Linked DNA regions of Homo sapiens: all the other regions are linked to region 1. The links are chromatin loops, found by intact Hi-C in ENCODE. Cell type or tissue: dorsolateral prefrontal cortex. All regions are shown on one strand.

The links. Peaks named below come from ENCODE experiments on the same cell type or tissue, not always from the same donor. Only the 100,000 strongest peaks of a DNase experiment are listed, where the experiment ranks them.
Region 2: it touches region 1 in a loop (3-fold over the local background); 84 of 110 quality-filtered maps call a loop at or near these places.
Region 3: it touches region 1 in a loop (10-fold over the local background); 5 of 110 quality-filtered maps call a loop at or near these places.

The regions. Positions count from the first base shown.
Region 1 is chr17:35,118,881-35,121,380 of GRCh38, forward strand. It overlaps RAD51D (RAD51 paralog D), which reads right to left and starts at 980. Exons shown (of 10, transcript NM_002878.4): 1 at 652-980; 2 at 231-292. The coding sequence starts at 733. RAD51L3-RFFL (RAD51L3-RFFL readthrough) reads right to left here. Exons shown (of 7, transcript NR_037714.1): 1 at 2,411-2,500. RefSeq lists a silencer at 843-1,042 and an enhancer at 1,253-1,312. In dorsolateral prefrontal cortex, CTCF peaks have their summits at 1,017 (motif pointing left) and 1,223; a DNase peak (open chromatin) is centred at 951; H3K4me3 peaks cover 1,628 bases; H3K27ac peaks cover 1,531 bases.
Region 2 is chr17:34,418,979-34,421,478 of GRCh38, forward strand. No RefSeq gene overlaps it. Among named protein-coding and RNA genes, the nearest start is that of CCL1, 57 kb to the left of the region's middle. In dorsolateral prefrontal cortex, CTCF peaks have their summits at 1,491 (motif pointing right) and 1,690; a DNase peak (open chromatin) is centred at 1,493.
Region 3 is chr17:34,198,820-34,201,319 of GRCh38, forward strand. No RefSeq gene overlaps it. Among named protein-coding and RNA genes, the nearest start is that of LINC01989, 16 kb to the left of the region's middle. In dorsolateral prefrontal cortex, CTCF peaks have their summits at 1,308 (motif pointing right) and 1,534; a DNase peak (open chromatin) is centred at 1,292.

The DNA.
Region 1 (2,500 bases):
TGTAGGCGTGGGCCACCACACCCAGCTAATTTTTGTATTTTTAGTAGGGACAGGGTTTCACCATGTTGGCCTGGATGGTCTCGAACTCCTGACTTCTGACTCCAAGTGACCCACCCGCCTCGGCCTCCCAAAGTGCTGGGATTACAGGCATGAGCCACCGCGCCCAGCTGGCTTGGGATGGACTTTTTAAAAAGACACTCAGGTTTGGAATGTGGAGATCAGGAGCTCACCTTGTAAGACAAGCCACATTTCTGAGCTACCTCTTCCAGGTCTGCAGAAACCAGGTCCACCACTGAAAACAAAACACGTATAGCGGATTGGCAGAGAGGACTGGGGCCTCCCACACTTGGTTTTTCCTCATCTGTCAAATGGGGTGTCAATTCTACCCCCCGGCAGGCCGTCTCAGGAGGCCAGTGTGAAATAACAAAGCTGCAGGAGCCGGCGCGGTGCCCTGCACACAGTAGGAATCTCTACCCTGTTTTAGAGCTTGGCTCCCCACGCCCACCCTTCCTGAGCCTCTCCAGAAGCGCGGCCCTCTAGGAATGGAGGGGAAGCGCCCTGCAGGTATGCCAGGGCAGTGCGCCAGCCCTCGGGGCCTGCCCAGGTTGTGCGAGGCCCGCGCGGCTCCCTGGCACGCGCACACCCGGTCACCTGTCTTGATCCTGTGGCTCCTGAGAAGCTGGATCATCTCCTCGGTAAGGCCAGGGCACAGTCCGACCCTGAGCACGCCCATGTTCCCCGCAGGCCGGAACAGCCCCAGGGGGACTGCACGTCACGTGGGCATTCGCGGGGGGTCCTCTCCAGACGCCCCTCCCCTACCCCTTCCTAGAGAGGACACAGGCGCGCTGGCTGCCGGAGGAGAAAGGAGAGAGGAGGAGGCGGCACCAAGGGTAGGGCTGGGGGTCATCCGCCCGCCCGGGATCCGCCGGGATTCCCGCGCCCAGAGCCCGCCCGCCGGGTCGCGCCGCGCTGCCGCTTCCGGGTTCCAGGCTGGCGCGCGGCGAGGACCTGGCCTGCAGCGCCATCTGCGGGCCGCACGGGGCAGAGCCGCTGCGCCCCTCTCCACCGCCTGCACAGGTTCCCGAGTCCCACGACCCCCTCCGCGCTCAACACGCCACCCGCGGCCACATTCGGCCTCTACCTTCTGCCGCAACACACACACCGACCTTCTAAAGAGCCTTCTGTGCGCCAGCTTCCGTTCCAAACGGAACGGATCTCCGCTGGAGACAAAATGCGACACAAGACGACCCGCCCTTACCCCCAGGGAGCTTACTGTGAGCAAGGGAAAGACAGACAATGAAAAGGAATCGCAGAAATCACATCATTACAGATTATACGACAGGTGTCAAGAAGCAGCAAAGCATCCAGAGGGCACCTGCGTCTATTTTTCAAAAGTTTGTTTTGTTTTGGTTGAGACAGGGTCTCGATCGGCCGCCCAGGCTGGAGTGCCCTGGTGAGATCTCAGCTTTGCAGCCTCGACCTCCTGGGTTCAAGCGATCCTCCTGCCTCAGCCTCCTGAGTAGCTGGGACTACAGTCACGTGCCACCTTGCCCAGCTAATTTTTGTATTTTTTGTAGAGGTTTCGCCTCTACAAAATGGGGTTACACCATGTTGCCCACACAGGTCTCGAACTACTGGGCTCAAACAATCCTCCTGCCTTGGTCTCCCGAAGTGCGGGGATTACAGGTGTGAGCCACCGTGCCCGGCCTCTATTTTTTATTTTATTTTTTATTTTTTTTAAGGGCAAGAAACCTTGGTTATATAGAACACACACAAAAAGATATGATTTGGTATTTTTAAATGTCCTTTGCTTTGCCTCATCCATAGGAAGAAATAAAACTTTACATGGTTATCTCATCACAAATCTGTGAGGGAGGCGCTATTTTTTATCCCTGTTTCACCAATGAAGAAACTGAGGTTCAGTGAGGTTAAATCACTTGCCAAAGGTCACCCAGCTAGGCGGCACAGGGCTGGACTTCACATCCACATCTGACTCTGCAAAGCCAGTGCTTTCTAACAGCCCCCCTCCCCACCCCTGAAGCTGTGTACATGTTTTCCTACTGTAAGGTGGTTTCTCTGAGAGCAGAGATCATGTGTGGCCCATCTCTGTATCCCACTGCAACTGCCACCATTGTCACTCCACACAGGAAAGTACTTGGGAGTGTGGGTGTGGCACATTTAGAATTCTAGCAGTGAAGTCTGATCATATGTGAGCCATGAACCCCTATGAACCATGTGGGCTTTCCCTTTCACTAACCGACTGGGCACAGTGGAGTCTGCAGCCTATGGTTTCAGGATAGAGAGCCTTAGCTTCTACGGACAAAGTTTCCCTCCCCAGCAGACACTTTCCAATACTGCCTATCTCTCAGGGCCACACCACCATCCTCTACATCCCACGCCCATCTCTCACCATCCTTATTCTCCTTCCCAGGGCAGTGCGGAAGGACACAGGTGTCAGGCATTTTGAGATCTTCAGAGAAGGGCAGGGCTGCCATCACCA
Region 2 (2,500 bases), 700 kb before region 1:
TCCAATACAGTCCATAGATTTCAGCAGTGGTCTTGATGACCCATGCCCCGAAGCACTGCCTTCTCTAAGTGGATAGACTTGTTCTCATTTCATTAAAGACCCAGGTCCTGGGAAGAGAAAGTGGCCCCTACTAGCTGATCACTGAGGCACTGAGTCATGACAATCTGGCTGCAGAATCCACTCCTCAAGGGGGTTCAGGATTAGAATGTGCAAGAACATAGGAGGTGAGAGCCTGAGAGGCCTTTGGAGACAATCTGGTCCACCTGCTCCTGGGACAGATGGAGAAACCAAAGCCAGAAAGAGCTGTGATGTGCCCTAGGTCACATAGCTGTCAGCAGCAGAGTTCAGACAGAAGCCCATCCTCCTGCCTGACCCCTACCCCTGGCTTGTGCACACAACCCAATCATTACCTCTGTCTGAGAGGGTAGGAGGAGGAAGGCCCAGCAGAGGCCCAGAGAGGCCAGATCATCTCTCCAGGCCTCCGTGCCTTGGAAGGGAGAGTTCTCGTGTCTCCTTATCCCTACCCATAGCCCTTGGCCCTATTGTCTCCAGTGCTTCCTGAAGACTGGGATTATGGGAGGCAAAGCACTGGGCGGGTTGCTCTAGACATCTGCCCCTGGGTCTTTATGGCAGCCTCTCCTCTGGCCTCTCTGAGGCAAGACTATTCTTCCTCATCCTGTTTGCCCGGAGCCTGCCGGGCACAAGGTGGCCATAGATTCTATCTTCCAAACTGGGACACATTGAAGCCCAGAGGGGACTCAATGAATAGTTATGCGGGAACACCTTGTGTAAACTGAGGCTGCCCCAGATACACCTGGACCTGTGCTTTTCCTGGCCAAGCCAGGTTCTTTTGTGACATGATTTGAGTAATGTTTCCATCATCTATTTTTTCATCCCTCTTCTTTCTACCTGGCTAATCTCTACTCGTCCTTCAAGACAAGTTGAAACCTCACAGTTTCTAAGAATTATAGCCTTCCTTACGGCCCAAAAACAAGTTTAATTCCTTTTGCCTCTGCATCCAAACGGCTTGGCTAATACCTTTATTATAGCACCTGACACCTTTTCTTGGATCACAGCTTCTCAACCCTGGCACTTATTGACATTTTGGGCCAGATAATTCCTTGTTGCAGGAAGATGTCCTGCGCATCACAGAATCTTTTGTAACATTCCTGGCCTCTACCCACCAGATGCCAGTAGCAACCCACCCTACCCCCATCTGATTGTAACAACTGAAAAAATGTCTCCAGATACTAACCAAATCATCCCCAGCTGAGAGCCACTGTCTAAATGTTGTGTTTGTGCGTCTTTTTTTACACTATGTGGTGATTTCTGAGAGAGTATTTTATCATCTTCTGTGCTTGTCAGTTCCCAGCACATAGTAGGTGCTTAGTAGAAACTGTCTGCTGAATGAATGAGTGACTTGAACAAGAAGAAACGCAGAAAGGTGGCTAGGGTGCCAGCTCGGTTGGATGCATTCTCAGTCATGACCACTAGAGGGCAGAAAAGGCCTGCCAAAAGCACACAACGGAGTCCAGGAAAGAGGAGATCCCAATGCCAGAGCCAGGGGTCCTTGCCTGGCTCTTGGGGCTGCGGTGACAGGGCCACAGTCTCTCCTGCTAGTTCCTTGTCATCTCCCCGATCTATAAATATTGCTGTTCCCAGGGCTCAGTGCTCAGACCTATTCTCTATTTCCTATCTATTCTCCTTGTGTGTTCTCATCTAGGATCATGATTTTAAAAATCATCTACATGCTGATAACTCCCAAATTTATATATCTAGCCCACACATCTCTTAAATGCCATACATGTATTTCAATCACCTACCTGAATCTCCATGTGAAGATCTAATTAATAGGCCTCTGAAGCTTAACACAGCCAAACTTGAACTCCTGGGATCCTTCCCTTCCCTCCTCCCCAAACTCACTCTATCCCAGTCCTTACCATCTCAGCAAATGGTGACTCCATCCTTCCAATGGTCCAGGCCTAAAACCTTGGCCTCACTTTTCCTCTCACTAACCTATATTCAGTCTGTCAGCAGATACTCCAGGCTCTACCTCTAACCCGCATGAGCATCTTATCTGCGCTAACACCTTGGTGCAGGCCACCATCATCTGTCACCTGGGCTATCTATGGCAGCAGCCTCCAAACTGATCCCCTGATTTCACCTCTTGCCCTTTGTCTATTCTCACGGCAGCTGAAGGAATCCTAAGCCATGAGGACTCTGGTCCTACCACTTCTCTAGTGAAGAGTCTGCTAATGGCTTCCATCTCTCTCAGACAATGACCAAAAATCTTACAAGGCCAACAGGGCCCACCATGCTCCACTCCCTCCATCATCGCCTCTCTGACATCTCCAACAACCCCCAGCCCACACCCCAGCATGCTGGTTCCCTCTTCCTCCAGACACGCCAGGCACAAGCCCGCTTCATGTTTATTCCTGATGTTCCATGGACCTTCCCCAGCTTCCCCTCCCAGCCCTGTTTCTTGGCTTATTTTCTTCCA
Region 3 (2,500 bases), 920 kb before region 1:
AAAAGAAGTTGCTACATTGGACCTTAACAACACTGAAAACTTCCCTTTGAAGACACTAATGTGAAATTGAAAAGACATGCCACACGATGGAGAAAATACATACATCTGACAAATGACTTATATTCAAAATATAAAAGGAATTCTTACAAGTCAATACTAAAGAGGGCAAAATAACTCTAATAGCCACTTCCTAAAAAGACACACAGATGATCAATAAGCACCTGAAAAAATGATCAGCATTGCTAATCATCAACAAATTGCAAGTTCAAACCACGATGTGATGTAACTTCATACATTAAAATAGCTAAAAGTTAAACAAAGAAAACTAGCAAGCTCTGGTGAGCATGTGGACAATCGGAATTCTTGTAGTAGGTACGTAAATGGCATAATTACTTTGGAAAAATGTTTGTCAGTTTCTTACACAGTTAAACATGCATCTACCTGCGACCCATCAATTTTACTTCTGGAAATTCGCCCAAGATAAATAAAAACCACACAAAGGACTCACAAAGTTCACCCAAAGACTTATACACAAACGTGCCTGCAGTTTTTTGCACCACAGCATAAATCTGGAAACAGTCAAAAAATCTATCAAGAGGATGGATAAATGAATTATGTATTTATTCACTGAAATACCACTTAACAATAGAAGAAAACAAACTGCGGATACCTACAAAAGCATGGATAAATTTCAAAAACAATTTGTTGTGCTAGAGAAGCTAGACACAAAAGAGTGTATACTGTACACTTCCGTTTATATAAAGTCCTTGAAAGGGCAAAACAAACTATAGCAAGAGAAGTCAGATCAAGGATTGCCTGGGGTAGGTAGGAAGTGGTGAAGATTGACTACCAAGCGCCATGAGAAAACTTTGTGGGATAACAGAAACGTTCAATATTTTGACTGGGGCGGTGGTTCCACGTGCATATACAGTTGTCAAAACTTATCAATGTGTACATTTAAAGAGCATGCGTTTTGTTGTGTGAAAATAAATTGTATGTGAATAAATGTGATTTTAAAAAATAATAAAGTTCTCCACATATTTCTTAGGTCCCTTAAAGAGTGAGCACTGCTTGTCAGTGCCAGAGCCTCTGTCTCATTAATCTTTTAATCGCAGTCTATACAATATCTGGCACTTGGTAAGTGCTCCCCAGGTAGAGTTTGAGAGAAGGTAGGTCGGGAGAGCACGCATTGTTGGAGGGGTGTGAGGAGGAACAGAACACAAGCAGGACTAGACAAATATGCTCTTCTGCTAGAAACCTCTTTCACCATAAGGTGGCAGCAGAGAGCACCTGGCAATGTCTTTACCTACTTAATCCAGCAGGTGACAGCAGACCCACACTAACCTCTACACGAAGTTGCATTTTCCCCTCTCTTTCCTACGGTTACCACAATCTCAGCCCAGCCACTCCGCCAGGCAGAAAAGGGAGACTTAAATGGAAAAGAATAAGAACATACCCATGATCCCCATATATGACGGGCACTGTTCTCCATGCTTAATAGGCAACATGTAATTATACTTAATGTAATATCCATGCTTAATAAACAGTATTTCATTTCCATGCCCATCCTTTATCATGGGTATGATTTTCTTTGTTGTAAAGACAAGTAAACAAAGCTTCAGAGAAGGAGAACATGTTCCTAATCACGGATCTAGAAGTGATAGCGATGGAGTTTGAGTCTGCTTTTTCTTTCCATGTCATCCTGTCCAAACCTATAGACCAAAATGATCCATACAGAGGTTATGTATTGGTGTTCACTGCAGCAGTGTTCTAACTGCTCATGTGCATTAGCTCATGTAATCTTCACAACGAGTTGAGGTAGGAACAGTTGTTATCCCTATTTATTTTATTTATTTATTTATTTATTTATTTATTGTGTTTTTGAAACAGTGTTACTCTGTCACCCACTCTGGAGTGCAGTGGTGCGACCATAGGTCACTGCATCCTCAAACTTCCAGGCTCAAGCAATCCTCCCACCTCAGCCTCCAGAGTAGCTAGGGCTACAGGTGTCAGCCATTGTGCCTAGCCTGGTTATCGCCATTTTAAAGGTAGGCAGTGACACTGAGACACTGATAGGTTAATGAACTTGTAAAGTTCACATCATTAGTAAAAGCTGCAGCTGCCACTGGAGTTCAGGGTCTGACCCTGAACCTTAATCCTTCACTGCAGAACTAGCTACCAAGTGACCACTTTGACGAGCCTTGAGGAAAAGGCGGAGGGGGCTTTAGCACACACTCAGCTAACGAAAGTGTGCCGGTTCATTTCCCACAGCTCCACACAAACTCCCAGGGGTAGTAAAGAATAGCTTCTCCCTCCTCTGTGTCCCTGAGAAGTCCCAGGGGCATTCAGAGATTTACTGTCATCCCTGTCCAACCCATAGGAGTCTTCTAAGACCCATGCTTCTTCACCCATCTAGCCAGCCAGCCTTTATTGAGTACCTACTGAATGCCAAGCCTTAATTATGAAAACACAGAGCCTTTCTTCAAAGAGCTTTCATACT